Linked DNA regions of Homo sapiens: region 1 is linked to region 2. A link is an interaction called in ENCODE POLR2A ChIA-PET data of the cell type or tissue named here. Cell type or tissue: OCI-LY7. All regions are shown on one strand. Each heading gives the region's core, and the rest is flanking DNA. Links, peaks and the distances in the headings are about the cores only.

What was found. Peaks named below come from ENCODE experiments on the same cell type or tissue, not always from the same donor. Only the 100,000 strongest peaks of a DNase experiment are listed, where the experiment ranks them.
Region 1: POLR2A ChIA-PET joins it to region 2 with 5 read pairs; 2 of 35 experiments call an interaction of 5 or more read pairs at or near these places.

The regions. Positions count from the first base shown.
Region 1 is chr9:104,907,369-104,911,770 of GRCh38, forward strand. All of the region lies in intron 1 of ABCA1 (ATP binding cassette subfamily A member 1), which reads right to left. Among named protein-coding and RNA genes, the nearest start is that of ABCA1, 19 kb to the right of the region's middle. In OCI-LY7, for the core only: no CTCF peak of the experiment used is centred there; DNase peaks (open chromatin) are centred at 2,323 and 4,073; H3K4me3 peaks cover 369 bases; H3K27ac peaks cover 1,566 bases.
Region 2 is chr9:105,701,459-105,705,799 of GRCh38, forward strand. TMEM38B (transmembrane protein 38B) reads left to right here. Exons shown (of 6, transcript NM_018112.3): 2 at 4,139-4,295. Among named protein-coding and RNA genes, the nearest start is that of TMEM38B, 9.1 kb to the left of the region's middle. In OCI-LY7, for the core only: no CTCF peak of the experiment used is centred there; no DNase peak of the experiment used is centred there.

The DNA of each region.
Region 1 (4,402 bases), core at 240-4,239, 790 kb before region 2:
TGGCTGGGAAAGAGGATTTCTACCTTCTGAGTCAGAGCAGAGACCATTTCTGTTTCCTTCATCCCTGTTTTCCTTAGTATGCAAAAGGGTCCTGGCTTGTCGTAAGCACTTGGGGATGTCTGCTTAATTAATTAAGAGACGGATAGGAGAAATAGGGTGTCAGAATTCAAGGGTGGCAGCACTCCTGGACCTGTGGTAACTCATTTCTCAAGCCTGATTAAATGATTTGGGCAAATTATCCCCAAAGAGGGAGCTCTGTGTTCAGCAGCTTCTACCATATGCTTGAAAGTCACAAAGGACTGCTGAGCTTCCCAGGTGACTCCTGGGACATCCTGAAAAACGTAATAGAATCTAAGTCTGTTTCCCATAACTGCCAGCTTTAGCTAAGGACTGGGCAGCCTCCCAAGGCCAGCAGGGCCATGCAGTCGACTTCCCGCCCGTCCTCACCCTCAAGCCCGAGGCGTACGCTCTCTGGGTCTCATCAGTCACCCAAGTGGATCACTCCTTGCCAAAATGTGACAATCTCCACACCTCAGCCTTGTTTCATACAGTTTGGGCATGGCAGAAGTGACTGCTGGAAACCTTTGGCCAATTTTTTAAGGAAATTTTAACTGCAAATGCCACTGATATTTTGAAGTTATTAATATCTACAGAATACAACAGACTGCTAAATTAAAACCTTCCCAAATAAGCAGAAACACTCATCATTAGCTGCAGAGAAATGCAAATTAAAACCACAATGAGATATCATTACATACCCACTAAATTAAATATTAAAAGTGCTAGCATGTGTATGGAGACACTGGGACTCAATACACTGTGGAATTGTAAAATGGAAGAGCCACTTTGGAAAATAGTTTGACAGTTTCTGCTAAGGTTATACAGTACTATTATATGACCCAGTCATCCCATCCTAGGTATTTGTGAATATTTATAGAAGCCTTATACAGAATAGCCAAAAACTGGAAACAATTAGTTGTCGAAAAGACCATCAACTGGTGAATAAATAAAACTGGGGCTGGGCACAGTGGCTCATGCCTGTAATCCTAGCACTTTGGGAGCCAGAGGTGGGCGGATCACCTGAGGTCAAGAGTTTGAGATCAGCCTGGCCAACATGGTGAAACCCCATCTCTACTAAAAATATAAAAATTAGTTGGGCGTGGCGGTGGGTGCCTGTAATCCCAGCTACTCAGGAGGCAGGAGAATTGCTTGAACCTGGGAGGCGGAGGTTGCAGTGAGCTGAGATCGCGCTACCGCACTCCAGCCTGGGTGACAGAGTGAGACACCTCCTCATAAATAAATATATAAATAAAACTGGGACACTTACTCAGCCATAAAAAGGAATAAGCTACTGTTACATGCGACAACCTGGATGAATCCCAAAAGCCTAATGCTAAGAAAAATAAGCCAGACACAAAAAACTACATACTGCATGATTCCATTTATATGACATTCTGGAAAAGGTGAAATGAAGGGGACAGAAATCACTGCAGTGGTGACCAGTGGTCATGGGTGGAGGGGACGACAGACTGAAAAGGAGCATGGCAGTGGTAGATACACATGTGTATCCATTTGTCAAAACTCATCATACTTTTGTAAAGGGGAAGTCTTACTGTGGTAAATTACACATCAATAAATCTGAACCAAATAAACTGCCTTCTATTATCATAATTAACATACCTCACAAGTCATAACTTGGAAGACCTAAGAACTGGATAGTGTAAAGCCTGATTATTGTGTGATCGCCTTGGAAGAGGAATAGTAGATAAATATTCATTACCACTTATAAATTCCACAAACAACTGCAGCCTTAACTCTGCAAGGTGCCCATGAGCCACAACAAATATTTATCGAGTGCCTATCACATGCCAGGTGTGTTCCATACCTTAGAGATTCAGTGGTGAACAACAGAAGCAAAGTTCCTTCATTCATGGGGCTCCTATTCTACCAGGGATGGGAAACAGACAAATAATAGTGGGTTGTTCAAACAGTGGGTGGTGGTGGTAGGATTGACGAAGAAAAATAAAGCAGAGTAAGGGGACAGAGAGTAACGGGGTGGAAGTTATTCCTTTCTGATGAAGCATCTTTAGGACAATGAACTGAGAGAGTGGACCATATGCTACCCACAAAGGGGTGGCTTAAATGACAGCTGGGATTATAAAATTACTTTTACTTTTCCCTAAACCAAAACCTGGAATACCAGACAGCAGACAGATTCAGTGATGCTGGCAAAAGAAATACACACACACACACACACACACACACACACACACACACACACACACATTCACAGGAAGCTGGCTGTGAAGGGGGAAATGATGACCCTAGTTAGCACCTGGCACGTGTTCTCCCACCTCTTCCTCACCAAAACATTGTGCCCTTTTGAACTTGACATGCACATTTCCAGGAGAGATGAGAGATGAGAATTATAAAGAAGAAGAAAAGGGGAGAGAGGATGACACTAAAAAGACAAGATAGGAGGATTTTTCCCCATTTGGCATAGCCAAAAGAAAAACAGGAACTCCTTCCCGTGACTGCCCTCTACTCTTCTACAGCACTAAATCTGTCTATGGAAACACAGTGAGGAAAGAAAGTGCATGTATCTGTACAGCTACCAGAAGCTGTTTGCTTGTGCAGTAACAAATGGGCTGGCTGGTCTTTTTCCTTCCCGCAAGAACACTGCCAACACATGAGCTTTAGTGCTGGGCTCCTATCGAAGGGTGACAGTCAGCCCTCATGCCTGAGCCAGGGCAGGTTCCAGAAGAGGGAAGTCTCCAAGCAGGGATCATACAAGTGTCAACATCTCACTGGGACAGAGAAATTGGCCCCTCTGGGTGGAAGAGGAGAGGCTTCCACAAAGTCATGCTCCATTTGACTGTCGTATTAGTAGATAAAATCTCTTGGAATGTTGAAGACTCATTCCCACTACACCCCTGCTGCAATCTTATAGACAGAGAAGCTGAGGCCTCCCCCAAAGCAAGTGACTTGCCTAGCATTAGAGCTGGTTTCTCAAGAAATAACTTTTTCAACAACTCTTATATGCCCCTTCCCACTTAGCTATTTCTCCTATGATTTTGTTTGTTGTTCTGAATGCATTTCTCAGAGTTCTATCCAAATAGTTCACATACCCAAAATGTACAGATAGCAACTAATTCTCCTCTTTCAAAAACAGTGATTATATGACAGCTATTTCATTAAACCTTAAACAAACAAGAGAGTATGTGTGTGTGTGTATGTGCGTGTATTCCACTTTGTTCAACAAACTTCCAAAAAGTTACCAGAAGTGAGATGGAAGTTGAAATTTCCAACAACAGCTATCAATATCTCTCTTTTTTATTACTTTATTTTATTTTTTAGATGTAATCTCACTCTGGTGCCCAGGTTGGAGTGCAGTGGTGTGATCTCAGCTCACTGCAACCTCTGCCTCCCAGGTTCAAGTGATTCTCCTGCCTCAGCCTCCGGAGTAGCTGGGATTACAGGTGCCCACCACCAAGCCCAGCTAACTTTTTTGTATTTTTAATAGAGACAGGGTTTCAACATGTTGGCCAGGCTGGTTTCAAACTCTTGACCTCAAGTGATCTACCTGCCTCAGCCTCCCAAAGTAATGGGATTGCAAGTGTGAGCTACCATGCCCGGCCTCAGTATCTCTCTTGATGAGGTTGCTTCTAGATGTCTTTTTCGTAATTGAGGTATAATAGACAAATAAAAATGTTATATATTTACAGTGTTCTAGATGTCTTATATCAAAAACAGCTTGCCAGTAAACTACAAAGCAGGAGGTGGATTTAACTACATCAGATATGAACTGAAAATACATTGGTGCCAAAGCTCTGATTGCCTATTCATGAGATGTTGACACAAAAGCAAGAATCACAGATATGACTCATGTGCCTCATCTCCAGAGAGATGCACAGGGTCCTATAATATTAGGACATGAAACTTCTAAGCCCAACAGAACATGCTTGCTTTGGAAAAGGTCTGTTCTCTAATTGCCTCTCTGATCATGTGTCTTTGGATCGGTAGCCACGTTCAGGGACAAGCCTAACAAGGTTACTGAAGGCCAAGACACCTGGAAAGAACAGGTTCACTGCACCCATGATTAAAGACAGACAGATCGTGGCTGCTGTGGGGGTGGGAGGGGATATTGAGAGTCATCCTGCAATTTCTCCCAGGCTGACCCATCAGCTTAATTGAGCCTGAAGCTAATCTGACTGCCTCAGTTTAACTTTTCTGGCCTCCAGATGCTACTGGGCCCTCTATCCTTAAGGGTATCCTTGCTAGGACAGCCTTAAATTATACCTCCTCACACTCCTGAAACATTCCATAAACCACAGTTCCAGGGAAACTACCTTGAGTTAGGGGGCCTTGCAGAAGGGTCATGGGCTGGTACTCCCCCCTGAAA
Region 2 (4,341 bases), core at 4-4,003:
GAGATTTTTTGCAAATTAATAGGAAGAAAAAAGCATTTGCTTCCAAGTTATAAGAATTGTGTTGATTTGACCCCGTAAAAATACTACATCTTGAATACTAGCTGCAATTACAGTCACGACCTTTCTGTGTTTATAATTCATAGCTATTCTCCAAGATCCATCTGTCTTATATTTAGATCAAACAGGTAAGTTAGTGGAATGTGGTAGCTATCACCACCTTTTTGTCTTTGGTTGTGGCACCAATTTCTGTGGTATTGTTTTTGGTTACTTTGTTGGTGAGGAGAGGAATACCTAGGGGCTTCTATGTGATCCATTATACCATATTGCTCCTTATGCCATAAATCAGAGAATCTATATGGGCATTGAGTCAGTTGCCAAGTATGTCTGTTCTAATTACTCATTAAGGAACTGGGGAATAACTGCAAGGTGAGTATGTGGATCTACCTGGCCCACTATGATTCAAACTTGATCTAAGGCTGGGTGCAGTGGCTCACGCCTGTAATCCCAGCACTTTGGGAGGCTGAGGCAGGAGGATCACTTGAGGCCAGAAGTTTGAGACCAGCCTGGCCAACATAGTGAGACCCCATCTCTGAAAAAATTTAAAAAAATTTAAAAACCAAAAAAATCCCCCAAACTTGATCTAAAACTCCTTGAATTGTGTCATAGATAATCTGTAAGCCTCTGTTGCTTACGTGATTATTTTTAAATAATTTTGATGAAAAAGCATACTTGAGGCATATAGGATATGTTGTTCATTTTTCTCTCTTTTTAAAAAGAAGATAAATCTATAAAGGGGAAAGACTAAAGCAAAAGTAAACTAATATGCAATTTAAAAATATGTAATATGTAGAGTTGAAGTTTTAAGAAGGCTAGAACATTCCCATGCTTCTTTCTAGAAGTTATGTCAGCCACTAGCAAGTTGAATGTCAACTGTTTTGAAAATAGCTACAGTGCAAGTAGTTCTTAAAAACAGGGACACACTCTGGAACTAAAATAGACTGAGTACAAGAAAATAAAGAAGTCATGTATGCAGTGCATTAACAAAATATCTTTCTAACTTTTGTTATAACTGTAAGTTCATAAAACTATTAAGCGTAGTCTAATGATTCATTTTGCCAGAATTTGGGATTATTTTGTAGATGTGATTTTAAATGTATTTATGGAAGTACAGTGTGACTTTATTTTTCTTTGTAGCTTTCGTTTCATGATGAAGTTATTTATTTATTTATTTATTTATTTTTGATACAGGGTCTCACTGTGTTGTCTAGGCTGAGTGCATTGGCACTATCATGGCTCACTGCAGCCTGGAACTCCTGGGCTCAGTGATTCTTCCACTTTAGCCTCCTGAGTAGCTGAGACTACAGGTGTGTACTATCAAGCCTGGCTAATTTTTTATATTTTGTGGAGATGGGAGTCTTGCTATGTTGCTCAAGCTGGTCTCGACCTCCTGGACTCAAGCAATCCTCCCAGCTTGGCCTCCCAAACCAAAGTGTTGTGATTGCAGGTGTGAGCCACCATGCCTGGCTGAAAGCATTTTGATATTAAAGTTCATATGTAATTATTTGCATTTTAAACATCTTATATTTGGAATTAGATTTAGGTCTCAATGTGACAAATGTTGCTAAGAATTTTGGGGAAAATAATTCTATTGATAGCGTATTTCAAACATCTTAAGGTAGGACAGAGAAATTTCTTTTTTCTCTTCTAAATGCCAGTACATTAAAATAAAATAATTTGAGTTGGAAGCCAGGTGTGGTGGCTCATGCCTGTAATCCCAGCACTTTGGGAGGCTGAGGCGGGTGAATCACTTGAGGCCAGGAGTTCCAGACCAGCGTGGCCAACATGGTGGAACTCTGTCTCTACTAAAAATACAAAAATTATTTCCAATTTCATCCATGTCTCTACAAAGGACATGAACTCATCATTTTTTATGGCTGCATAGTATTCCATGGTGTATATGTGCCACATTTTCTTAATCCAGTCTGTCATTGTTGGACATTTGGGTTGGTTCCAAGTCTTTGCTGTTGTGAATAATGCCGCAATAAACATACGTGTGCATGTGTCTTTATAGCTGCATGATTTATAGTCCTTTGGGTATATACCCAGTAATGGGATGGCTGGGTCAAATGGTATTTCCAGTTCTAGATCCCTGAGTAATCGCCACACTGACTTCCACAATGGTTGAACTAGTTTACAGTCCCACCAACAGTGTAAAAGTGTTCCTATTTCTCCACATCCTCTCCAGCACCTGTTGTTTCCTGACTTTTTAATGATTGCCATTCTAAGTGGTGTGAGATGGTATCTCATTGTGGTTTTGATTTGCATTTCTCTGATGGCCAGCGATGATGAGCATTTTTTCATGTGTTTTTTGGCTGCATAGATGTCTTCTTTTGAGAAGTGTCTGTTCATGTCCTTCGCCCACTTTTTGATGGGGTTGTTTGTTTTTTTCTTGTAAATTTGTTTGAGTTCATTGTAGATTCTGATGAAACTGGAAATCATCATTCTCAGTAAACTATCGCAAGAACAAAAAACCAAACACCGCATATTCTCACTCATAGGTGGGAATTGAACAATGAGATCACATGGACACAGAAAGGGGAATATCACACTCTGGGGACTGTTGTGGGGTAGGGGGAGGGGGGAGGGATAGCATCAGGCGATATACCTAATGCTAGATGACGAGTTAGTGGGTTCAGTGCGCCAGCATGGCACATGTATACATATGTAACTAACCTGCACAATGTGCACATGTACCCTAAAACTTAAAGTATAAAAAAAAAATACAAAAATTAGCCTGGTGTGGTGGCGCGTGCCTATAATCCCAGCTACTTGGGAGGCTGAGGCATGAGACGTGCTTGAACTCAGGATGCTGAGGTTGCTGTGAGCCGAGATCACTCCACTGCACTCCAGCCTTGGCAACAGAGCGAGACCCTGTCTCAAAATAAATAAATAAGTAATTAAGTAAATAAATAAATATAGTTTGAGTTAGAGACATTGTTCATATCTAGAATGTTTTATTGGCCTTTTTTTTGGGTGTTTTTTTGACTTTGACATTTAAAAAATATAAGCCAGTTGTTGTTGTTGTTTGTTGTTTGTTTTTGTTTTCTCAGAGTAGCCCTCAGTTTGGGTTTGTCTGATTCGATTAGTTCAGGTTGTATATTTTTGTTAGAAATAACCACAGAAGTGGCCGGGCTCGGTGGCTCACGCCTGTAATTCCAGCACTTTGGGAGGCCGAGGTGGGTGGATCACGAGATCAGGAGTTTGAGACCAGCCTGGCCAACATAGTGAAACCCCGTCTCTACTAAAAATACAAAAATTAGCTGGGCGTGGTGGCAGGTGCCTGTAGTCACAGCTACTTGGGAGGCTGAGGCAGGAGAATTGCTTGAACCCAGGAGGTGGAGGTTGTGGTGAGCCAAGATCGCATCACTGCACTCCAGCCTGGGGAACAGAGCAAGACTCTATCTCAAAGTAAAAAAAAAAAAGAGATACCACAGAAGTGATGATGTGTTCTCAGTGTATCATATCAGGAGTCACTTGATGTTATTTACAGTGATGTCTGAAAGGTTTCCCCCACTCTCAAGTTATTATTTTCCTCTACAATTAATAAGTAATTAGTTAAGACTCGTGTTGAGGTAGTATAAATATCTATTCCTAAGAAACCTTTCACCTTTAGGTTTATTTTGTTACTCTGTTTCTCACCTGTCTTGTTGAAAGCTTAGTTTATTTATTTCAACTTCTTTATTTTCCAATATACTTAAGATTGTAAATTTTTCTTAATAAATCACTTTGACATATTGTCTGGGAGTGCTTACTGTAGGGTTTGGGATGGAAGGAGACAATAAGTGAGAATATCGTTTATAATAATCCATTACTAGGAAACTGGCAATGACAGCCTAAACAGAACAGAGTATTTTAAAGGTGCCAAAGTGCCAAAAATCACCCATTAACAAAATGTTTCCAGTCTTGCTTTAAAGAATAAAAGGTATGATTTTTAATGATTTTGACTGGCACACCTATGAATAATAGTTGTTGAAAATTATGAATTTAAGAAGTTTATTTGTTTAGTGCAACTTGTACTTTGGGGCTTGTTTAATAAATGTATAATGATCACAGACCATATTTTACTTTACCATTTCAGGAGCAGCTGCATTGGCATGGAAGAATCCTATTTCAAGCTGGTTTACTGCTATGCTCCACTGTTTTGGTGGAGGAATTTTATCCTGTCTACTGCTTGCAGAGCCTCCATTGAAGTTTCTTGCAAACCACACTAACATATTACTGGCATCTTCAATCTGGTAAGCTGCCAGTATGGTGACCTATGTGACATTTAAACAATTGTGT